Regions from separate parts of the Homo sapiens genome. Here region 1 is linked to region 2. Evidence: chromatin contacts called from ENCODE Hi-C or POLR2A ChIA-PET data. All regions are on one chromosome and are shown on one strand. Each heading gives the region's core, a stretch centred on a gene start or an enhancer-like site at or near the end of the contact. The rest is flanking DNA. Distances are from core to core; before and after follow the strand shown. Region 1 overlaps BCAS4 (breast carcinoma amplified sequence 4). Region 2 has its middle 28 kb from the start of PTPN1.

Evidence for each region. A loop is a pair of places that touch in the nucleus more often than their neighbours do. ChIA-PET counts read pairs that join two places held with the same protein, here RNA polymerase II (POLR2A). Pooled maps may share reads with other maps.
Region 1: a loop to region 2 is called in a pooled map, with 2.7 times the contacts of the local background. The contact joins two enhancer-like sites. A Hi-C loop is called at or near these places in 1 of 50 pooled maps. POLR2A ChIA-PET finds 5 or more read pairs at or near these places in 2 of 52 experiments (Panc1 and activated B cell).

What each region holds. Positions count from the first base shown.
Region 1 is chr20:50,814,938-50,819,913 of GRCh38, reverse strand. BCAS4 (breast carcinoma amplified sequence 4) reads right to left here. Exons shown (of 5, transcript NM_198799.4): 2 at 1,632-1,703. Among named protein-coding and RNA genes, the nearest start is that of BCAS4, 22 kb to the right of the region's middle. RefSeq lists enhancers at 542-591, 1,079-1,128, 1,139-1,188, 4,590-4,759, 4,820-4,869. Within about 2 kb of position 1,418, at least 22 of the 41 ENCODE cell types and tissues checked have a DNase peak (open chromatin) inside an H3K27ac peak, as active enhancers do.
Region 2 is chr20:50,480,149-50,485,351 of GRCh38, reverse strand. No RefSeq gene overlaps it. Among named protein-coding and RNA genes, the nearest start is that of PTPN1, 28 kb to the left of the region's middle. RefSeq lists enhancers at 1,371-1,480, 1,521-1,570. Within about 2 kb of position 1,716, at least 38 of the 41 ENCODE cell types and tissues checked have a DNase peak (open chromatin) inside an H3K27ac peak, as active enhancers do.

The DNA.
Region 1 (4,976 bases), core at 169-2,668, 330 kb before region 2:
GCATCACGGCACTCCAGCCTGGGGGACAGAGCGAGACTCTATCTCGAAAGGAAGGAAGAAAGGAAGGAAGGAAGGGAGGGACGGAGGGAAAGACGGAAAGACAGAAAGACGGAAAGACAGAAAGACAAAGACAGAAAGAGAAAGAAAGAGTCCAATGCGTGGTGGTAAAGAAAGGACAATCCAGGCTGTTAAAAGCCTGTCTTGTTACCTAGCTCCCACCTGGACCCACATCTGAACGTAAAAATTGACTCAAGAGAAGAAACCATATAGGTCCTCTTGGGATTTCTGCTGTGACCCTAGAGGCTGGGCCGAGGTCCGCTGAATAGGTAGGGATGACTCAGTGCCTGCTGTCTAGGGTGGCTTTGTGCCGGGCACAAAGAAAGGCGTTCAATGAACATCTGGGGCTGCTGTTACTGTTACTCCCTTGGGTTCTCACAAACACTCTCAGGGTCCGGACACGGTGCTTCTCAGGGACATAAACGCACACCACTGGGCCCAGGTGGCCAGGCTTCCTCCACTCTGGGGAGACACAGGGCCTGGTCACAATATGGAGCTCTACCCTTTGGGCCTCCAGGCAGACACCTCAAGCCCAGGTTACTGGTTTGCCTCTAATAAGCTTGGGAGCTTCTAGAAAATTCTATCAGCACTCCTGGGGGCTCCACACCTGGCTGGCAGCAATCCTAGGAACACTGGGATCTAGAAGCAATTTCTTTTTCTTTTCTTTTTTTTTTGAGACACAATCTTGATCTATCACCCAGGCTGGAGTGCAGTGGCGCAATCTCAGCTCACTGCAACCTCCACCTTCCGGGTTCAAGCAATTCTCCTGCCTCAGCCTCCTGAGTAGCTAAGATTACAGGCGCCTGCCACCACACCCGGCTAATTTTTGTATTTTTGGTAGAGGCAGGGTTTCACCATGTTGGTCAGGCTGGTCTTGAACTCCTGACCTCAAGTGATCTGCCCGCTTTGGCCTCCCAAAGTGCTGGGATTACAGGTGTGAGCCACTGCACCCAGCCTCTAGAGGCGATTTCTAGAGACTCTGGCGTGGGAGGCTTTGTCTTCTGGGCCATTGTCTTCCATCTTCCTCCTCAGCCAGGCTAGTAGATTTGGGCCAACCAGACAGAGTAGGAGGTAAAAGCAGAGAGAACAGAAGGATTCAGGAAGGAACTCGATGCCCAACTCCACCACGGGCTGTGGCCTGGGCAAGAGGCTCCTCCTAGGCCTCGCAGGCCTGAAGCCATTTCCTGGCTGTCTCCATGTTTGCACAGGGGACGGTGCAGAGCTGAGGAAAGTTAAATATAGTCTAGCGTCCCCGCTGAACGGCTCCCTGCATCGGTGCCCGAGAGTGCCACCTTGTGGTCCACTCCTGGCTCCTCTGCGGAATAAAAACCATCTCGAGGGAAGGACGAGATCAAGATGGCCGCCTCAGGAAGCACTTGGGGTTGAGTGAGAGAGAGAGAGCGAGAGAGAGAGAGAGGAGGGAGTGTTTGCACGTGGCTTTCCTCTCAGCGCTGGCCGCTGCCCCATTCCTCCTGGTTGCTAACTCACCACCAAAATGGCTTCCGCAGAAAACTCCAGCAAGGGCCTGAAGTCTGGCCTGGGCCTAAACCCACGCCTTCCAGGCAGCCACTCACCAGGTCAGCCAGGCTGCAAAACTCTTCCAGCCTGAGGAGCATGCCCTCGATGGTCTCCTCCACCTCCTTCGCCTGAAAAAGAGACGATATCCTGGAGATTAGCAAGTGGTTTCCAGGGAGACAAACACCCTTCATTTTTTTTTTTTTTTTAAAGCAAACTAAGTCTTAGGATTATGTGCCCGGTTCCTGCTCGACCCCCTTCCACTGCCTCCTTTGAAAGAGCAATAAACAGGCAGCAGTCCTGGCGCCCATCACGGAGGACTGGTTAAAGCCACCACGGCCTCTCCATTCTATGCAGCTTTCAAAAGAGACAAGATCAACAAATACAGGAAATAACAAAGCTACCCGTATCCTCCACGTTGTACAGATGAGGACACGGAGGCTCAGAGAGGTGGGGTAACCTGCTCAAGATCACACAGTTAACAAACAGCGGGGCAAGGATCCTAATCCAGATGGAGTCCACAACCTCACAGCCTGCTCTAATAAACACAGTGGCCCCGGTGATACCCCGGAGAGGAAAAGCAAGCTGCAGACGGTGTCAGATACAAACCATACCAAAAAAAATGTGTGAGGCGGGCGGATCACCTGAGGTCAGGAGTTTGAGACCAGCCTGACCAACATGGCAGAACCCCGTCTCTACTCAAAATACAAAAATTAGCCGGGCATGGTGGCGTGTGCCTGTAGTCACAGCTACTCCGAGGCTGAGGCAGGAGAATCGCTTGAACCTAGGAGGCGGAGGCTGCAGTGAGCCAAGATTGCACCACTGCACTCTAGCCTGGGCAACAGAGCGAGACTCCGTCTCAAAAAAAAGTACATGTCTTCACAGAGAAAGGCCTGGAATGATATGTGCCAGACTGCTAATAGTTAAGAGATGTGCTTATACTTAAAAAATTTGTTGTTTATCTGAAATTCAAATTCAACCGGGCATCCCATAGTTTCTTTGGAAACCCTATTAACAGGGCTTACTTAGCCCTGGGCAGGAGGAGTTGGGAAAGGGACTCTGACAAGGGAAACTTGAATTTTTTATGTTATGTAAAGGGTCCATGGCCGGGAGCAGTGGCTTATGCCTGTAATCCCAACATTTTGGGAGGCCGAGGCAGGAAGATCACTTAAGTCCAGGAATTCGAGACCAGTCTGGGCAACATGGTGAGACTCCATCCCTTTAAAAAAAAAAAAAAATTAGCCCAGGTGCACTGGCTCACGCCTGTAATCCCAGCACTTTGGGAGGCTGAGGCGGGCAGATCACGAGGTCAGGAGATCGACACCATTCTGGACAATGTGGTGACCCCATCTCTACTAAAAATACAAAAATTAGCCGGGTGTGGTGGCACACACCTGTAGTCCCAGCTACTCAGTAGGCTGAGGCAAGAGAATCGCTTGAACCCGGGAGGCGGAGGCTGCAGTGAGCCAAGGTCACACCACTGCACTCCAGCCTGGGCGACAGAGCGAGATTCCGTCTCAAAAAAAAAAAAAAAAAAAAAAAAAAAAAAATTAGCCAGGCATGGTGGTGCATGTCTGTAGTCCCAGCTACCCAGGAGGCTGAGGCTGCAGTAAGCAGTGATCGCACCACTGCACTCCAGGCTGGGCGACAGAGTGAGAACTTGTCTTTAAAAAAAGAAGAAGAAATAAAACCCAGTCATCAGGCTGGACATTAACATAAATGAGTGAAACAGGCCATCAGGCTTGTGATCTGAGAGGTGCTCATCCAGTCCTCCAGCTGCTGGCCACTAGCTGCCATCAGGAAATGCAGGCCCGGAGCTGCCAGATCTTTCCATTTTCCAAGAGAAGCCAGAAATCCTAATTTGATAGGAAATGCCCCAATGTTTAAACATTGGAACACATTTAAAAAACCCTTTAATGCTTCACAAATTAAGCCAATAACGAACGTGCAGAGGGCCTGCCAGTGTACAACTGCTTCATGCACTTGTGTAAAAATTAGGGAAATAATTAGCGGTTTGGCCAGGCGTAGTGGCTCACGCCTGTAATCCCAACACTTTGGGAGGCCAAGGTGGGCAGATCACCTGAGGTCAGGAGTTCGAGACCAGCCTGACCAACATGGCGAAACCCCGTCTCTACTAAAAATACAAAATTTAACCAGACGTGGTGGCACGCGTCTGTAGTCCCAGCTACTCAGGAGGCTGAGGCAGGAGGACTGCTTGAACCCAGAAGGAGGAGGTTGCGGTGAGCCAAGATTGTGCCACTGTACTCCAGCCTGGGAGACAGAGCAAGATCTGTCTTCAAAAACAAAAAAGAAAAATTAGGTTTTTTTTCCCCCTCAAGTTATCTACTACTTTTATGACTTCTAAAATACCAGTTTCTGTTGTTATTTTTGTAATGGCCAGCATTCAGGAAGAAAGTTCGCCAAGCACATGATCTGCTTTCCCTACCAGGCCACACCGTCCTGCTCCAGGGAGGCGTGCTCAGAGTTTCTGGGCAGGCCTAGTCCCTGCCCCCTGCACCTGAAGGCTCCCTCACCACCCACTTGTCCCCAGAGAACTGTTTATACAGCACCAGTTCCTGCTGCTTCCAGCATGAGCCATCTCCACCACAACAAAATAAACGACTGCACAAAAAAACATCTTTCAGGCTGGAGTATAAATAGTACCAAGTTGCAATTTTAAACTCTGCAACCTTCATCTCACAGCTGGGACTATTTCTGTGCCTCAGTCGGGGAGAGGGGAGAGAAGACGGGGAAAAAGAAAGATCATTCCCCCACCCAACCCCAAAATTAAATTACAATGAGAAAATGTCATTATCGCACTAAGGGAGAAAGGATGGAGCCAAGAGGTCACTGTGGTTAGAGGAGAAGATTGGTTGTTCTTTCTGGTCCAGGGGAAAGAAAGAGAAAGAGAAAGAGAGGAGTGGGGCACAGCGGGTGATGGAGAGATCCTGGGAGTGCAGGTGCACACAACGCAGACACGGGTCCAGACATGCTTAAGAACACACAACCTGCATGGGAGGCCACGGAAGCCCATGCCCCAGCGGGGTGGGATGCCTCCTTCCCAAGATGTTTCTGCAGCACTGTGCTTGTAGGAAGTGCATTGCAACCCATCCTGGCCTGCTCAGGAAGGGCACGGCGTGGTCACGGCACTTCTGGGTTCACCTTACCCTCTGCCAGCCATGCAGCTGGAACCCAATGGCTTAACCTCTGCATTTCACTGCCACTGGATCCCCTGTGACAGGAACCATCAGGCCCGTTTGGCAGAATGGTCAGGAGGTTAACCTGACATCATAGATGTGGCTAACTGATTTAACAGAGTGCTGACACACAATAGGTGCGTGATAAGGGGTTGCATTCCATAGCTCGCTTTCTCTCTTTTTTTGTATTTTAATTTTTGCAGAGAC
Region 2 (5,203 bases), core at 467-2,966:
CCAAAGAAGCTCTACCGTTGTGCATTTCCACCAGTGTATGGGAGTTCCAGTTGCTCTGCATCTTAGTCAGCACTTGATGTTGTCTGTTGTCATTTAGTTTATTTTTATTATTTTAACCATGCTGAAATGAATTTTAAAAGTAAAAGTGGCTGGGCATGGTGGCTCACGCCTGTAATCCCAGCACTTTGGGAGGCCGAGGTGGGCAGATCACCTGAGGTCAGGAGTTTGAAACTAGCCTGGCCAACATGGAGAAACCCCCGTCTCTACTAAAAATACAAAATTAGCCAGGCATGGTGGCACATCCCTACTCGGGAGGCTGAGGCAGGAGAATTGCTTGAACCTGGGAGGCGGAGGTTGCAGTGAGCTGAGATTGCACAATTGCACTCTAGCCTGGGCAACAAGACTGAAACTGTGTCAAAAAAAAAAAAAAAAAAAAGGAAAAGTGACCATGGATAAAGGCTAAAATTTATAACTCAGACTCTAAGGCCCTGTGTGAACTGAGCCCTGCCCATTTCACCAGGCCACTCTCTGTTCTCCAGTATCCTTTCAGGTCTGGCTACAGGGCCTTTGCACATGCTGTCTACTCTACTTAGGATGCCATTCCTGCTTTCTGCCTGGCTAATGCCTATTGTCACATGGATCTCGTCCTAAAGGCACTTCCTTGTGGGTATGCCTAGATTCTGTTTCCTTGTTACATGTTTTCGTATCTGCCTTTCTTATTTACCACAGTGGTTCTCAACTGGGAGTGATTTTGCCCCCCAGGGGCCATTTGACAATGTCTGGAAACATTTTTGGTTGTCAAAACCAGGGTAAGAATGCTACTGGCATCTAGTGGGTAGAGGCCAGAGACGCTGCTAAATATCCTACAATGCCCAGAACAGCCTACAGGAATGATCCAGTCAAAATTTCACTAATGCGGAGGTTGAGAAACCTGTATCACAACGTAATCAACTAATTGCTTTTTATGGCTGCCTTCCTGTTCCCATCTCACTCCCCCACTTCCCCATCTAGGCTTCCCTTACCCCCTCCTCGCCATGTGTATTTAGCTGTTTAATGCCTCCTTTTCCTGCTAGAGTATAAAGCCTAAGGGGCAAGGATTGTGTCTGTCTTGTTTTCTATATATTGCGTATCATAGGTGCTTAATAAATGTGTCAAATGAATAAAAGAGCAAATGAAAACTATCTTTCATAAAGCACATCTTTAAGGACACCAGAAAGCTTTCCTCTTGACTTCTGTCTTGGTAACTCTAAATATTATTTGGAAAAAAAATAAACAAGGTGGTGGGGAGGAGGGAGAGGGAGAGAAAAGCAGAGAAGAGGAGGACAAGGAGAAAAGGAAGAGGGAGATAGAGAACACTGTCTTTGTAGACTCAATCTGAGCTGGAATTCCAGCACTTAACTGTCACATAGTCAAGAGCAAGTCACTTTCCCTCTCTGAGCTCGTTTTTCTCAACTGTACAATGGGAATCAGAAAACGAAAGTAACTGTGCTAATGGCTGGCAACTACCCTGCACTTTATAAATGTTAGTTTTGTTCCTTTCTTCCTTTCCCCTCCTTCTCCTAAGTTTCCTGGCCAGCATCAGTGCTCACTCATCCTCCTCAGCCCACTCAAGAGAGCTGCCTGAAGCTAGATGGACAGTTCTATAAATGCTGGTGACGTATACCCAACCTCCGGCACCCGCATCTCTCTGCCCAGAGCCTGTGTGCTTCATGTGCGCATGGCAGGTCACATGTGTGGGAAGGGAAGTGTACTGGAGTTGCTGGCCCCGGGCACCACCTTCAACCGCTGAGAGTGGTCATTGCGGATAAACAGCACAGTTTCCCCAACCCTTCCTGAGACAATCTTGCGGTATACTCCACATCATCCCCTGAGGGCCCCTCTGGGACTGTGCCCCAGTTGCCCATAAAGGTAACTAGCTCTTTTTTTTGTTTGTTTGTTTGTTTTTGAGACAGAGTCTTGCCCTGTTGCCCAGACTGGAGTGCAGTGGCATGATCTTGGCTCACTACAACCTCTGCCTCCCGGGTTCAAGCAATTCTCCTGCCTCAGCCTCCCAAGTACCTGGGATTACAGGCACCCACCGTCACGCCCGGCTAATTTTTGTATTTTGTTTCACCATGTTGACTAGGCTGGTCTTGAACTCCTGACTTCAGGTGATCCGCCCTCCTCAGCCTCCCAAAGTGCTGGGATTACAGGCATGAGCCACTGCGCCTGGCCAACTGCCCAACTTCTAACTGGTAGTATGTGCATCTTTTTCTATGAGTTTTTTGGGTTTTTTCTTCTGGTTGTCAGAGTCAAGCAGCCTAAAGGAGGTTGGAGAATGAATATTCCTTCTCTTCTTTCCAGCTGCCTTCAACCAAGGAATGGATAGAGGTGGTGTATAAATACCCCAGCTTCCTGATTGTTTTGCAGTGGGCAGGTCTATGCAAACTTACCCCAAAGTCCAAGGAAGCTGAGAGGCTGAAGAGATGATGCTGACATACTCAGTTCCTTAGAAAGAAACTTTTAATAGAAACTTAGAAACAGATGCCACGTCTGTGTCTCCTGCGGTGGCCAGACAAGATGGTGGATCCCCACTCCATTATCTCCCAGACCCAGGGCTTCTATACCATAGGAGAGGGGTGGTTCAGAAGGGATGTGTAGAACAGTTGAAGTAAGATAACATCAAGGTTGTTTGACCTAAGGACAGGATATAGAGTCAGAACCTGCTCTTACACAAGGAATAATAGATAAACTAGAAATCTTAGAGGCCTTCTTGGAACAGGGGTTAATCAGAAGCCAACATGGCGGATTAGCTTCCAAGATGGAGTTGCTGATCCTTCAGGTAAGATAACTCTGAGACATGTGTTCTACACAGGTGGAATTAAGCTTCACTTGCCTAGGGCAGTAACTGTCTTGATAACTTGCTTAATATTGGTTGTCCTCCTTTCCCTGGGTCTCTTTTCTTCTCTACTCGTATTTCTTTTGCCTTCCAAAGAAGTGATGTGTCCTTGAGTCTTTGTCTCAGGGTCTGTATCTAGAGAATCTAAACTAAGATATGAGGTGTGCCAACAGGGGATTCCAAACTAAGACACTTATCAATTAGATCCAATTGCAAACGGTCTTGCTTTAAATCTCCCCAAAAGAACAGAATGGGACATGCTGTTCTTCAACTAAACAGCACTCCTGTTTACCATCTGGGGCCAAACCACGGGGCTCCTATTCCCTGAGTGGAAGGACCTCATCTTCCCATGGTATTCACAAGGCTCACACCCCACCTTTTCATACATAAATCACCCCCTTTATTTCACATGAACATCTTTGTTGTATTTTGCAGAAAGTTACCCTTACTGAAACACAGAGGACGCTCTGTTGGTAGCTTTGGAAATGGCCCTTGGGGCTCCAGCTGGGAGCATCTCATGTTCTTGTTCCTACGTAGTTACTTTCTGGGGATAGTCACACATGTTGAATGTTGGCAGGGAAGAGTTACCCTAGTCCAACACTTTCATTTGCCAAAAATAAGTTTTGAGGATGGCTGATGGGAAATCCCACAGTGCCTACCAATGGTATCATGCTACTTTATGCTGTTTTCTGAATGTTCTTTCATTTTATAACGTGAATATAATGAATGTTTGCTGATTTGGGGCCACCCTGAATCTACGGCACTCTCTTCCATGCCAAGTAACCTGAGTTTCCATTTGGGAACCACCCCTTCTGGAAGTTCGCTCCATCAGGAAGTTCCCTTGAGCCTGTAACCCAACAAGGAGCATGTGACTTAGCACCAACGAACCAGAGCAGTGGAGGTACAATAACTATGATGATTGGCTAGGTACAGTGGCTCACGCCTGTAATCCAGTGCTTTGGGAGGCTGAGGCGGGGGGATGACCTGAGGTCAGGAGTTCGAGACCAGCCTGGACAACATGGTGAAACCCCGTCTCTACTAAAAATACTAAAATTAGCCGGGTATGGTGGCGGGAGCCTGTAATCCCAGCTACTTGGGAGGCTGAGGCAGGAAAATTGCTTGAACCTGGGAGGTGGAGGTTGCAGTGAGCCAAGATTGCACCACTGCACTGCAGCCTGGGTGACAGAGCGAGACTCCGTCTCAAACAAACAAACAAACAAAAAAACTACGATGATTGGCTTAGAGATGGGTATGTGGCACAGATTGGTTCAATCAGAGTTCATCTCAGGATTTGTTTAGTAGCTACTAAGAAGGCATGCTTTCTCTTGCTCCTCGTGAGCTTAGAGTGGTTGGGCAGCTAACAAATGCACTTGGCTAACTGAACATCTCAATTCCAGAGGAGCTGTTTATTCCCCCAGCTCTCCTGTTGGGTCACCATGGTCTACTGTGTCCCTTGACTGAAGGATGACACAGCTTCTGTCAGGTAGCCTCTCTGTAGAGCTCCCTCTCTCTGGACCTGGAGACCACTTCTTCCTTTGCTCCTCCAGGCCACTGTTACTATGTGGGGGTGCTAAGGACCCCTCTGTTACTATCTAGCTGTGATAAACTCCCTTTGTTACTATCGCTGGAGTGATGCAGCATCCCTGGGTTCTGTAAATCCCACCTACATTTTGTTATTGTTGTTGTTAATTGTTTATTTATCAAGAGAAACTATTTCTTTTTTCTTTTTTTTCTTTCTTTTTTTTTTTTTTGAAACAGTCTTGCTCCATTGCCCAGGCTGGAGTGCAATGATGGCACAATCTCGGCTCACTGCAACCTCCGCCTCCCAGGTTCAAGTGATTCTCCTGCCTCAGCCTCCTGAGTAGCTGGGATTACAGGCGCACGCCACCACACCTGGCTAATTATTTCTCGTATTTTTAGTAGAGATGGGGTTTCACCATGTTGGCCTGGCTGGTCTCGAACTCCTGACCTCGTGATCTGCCCACCTTGGCCTCCCAAAATGCTAGGATTACAGGAATGAGCCACCACACCTAGTCAAGAAACTCTTTCTTTCTTTCTTTCTTTTTTCTTTTCCTTTTTTTTTTTTTTTTTCAGACAGTCTGGCTCTGTTGCCCAGGCTGCAGGGCGGTGCTGCGATCTCAGCTCACTGCAACCTCCACCTCCCAGGTTCAAGCAATTCTTCTGCCTCGGCCTCCCAAGAAGCTGGGATTACAGGCATGCCCACCATGCCCAGCTAATTTTGTATTTTTAGTAGAGATGGGGTTTCACCATGTTGGCCAGACTGGTCTCGAACTCCTGATCTCAAGCGATCTGCCCGCCTCAGCT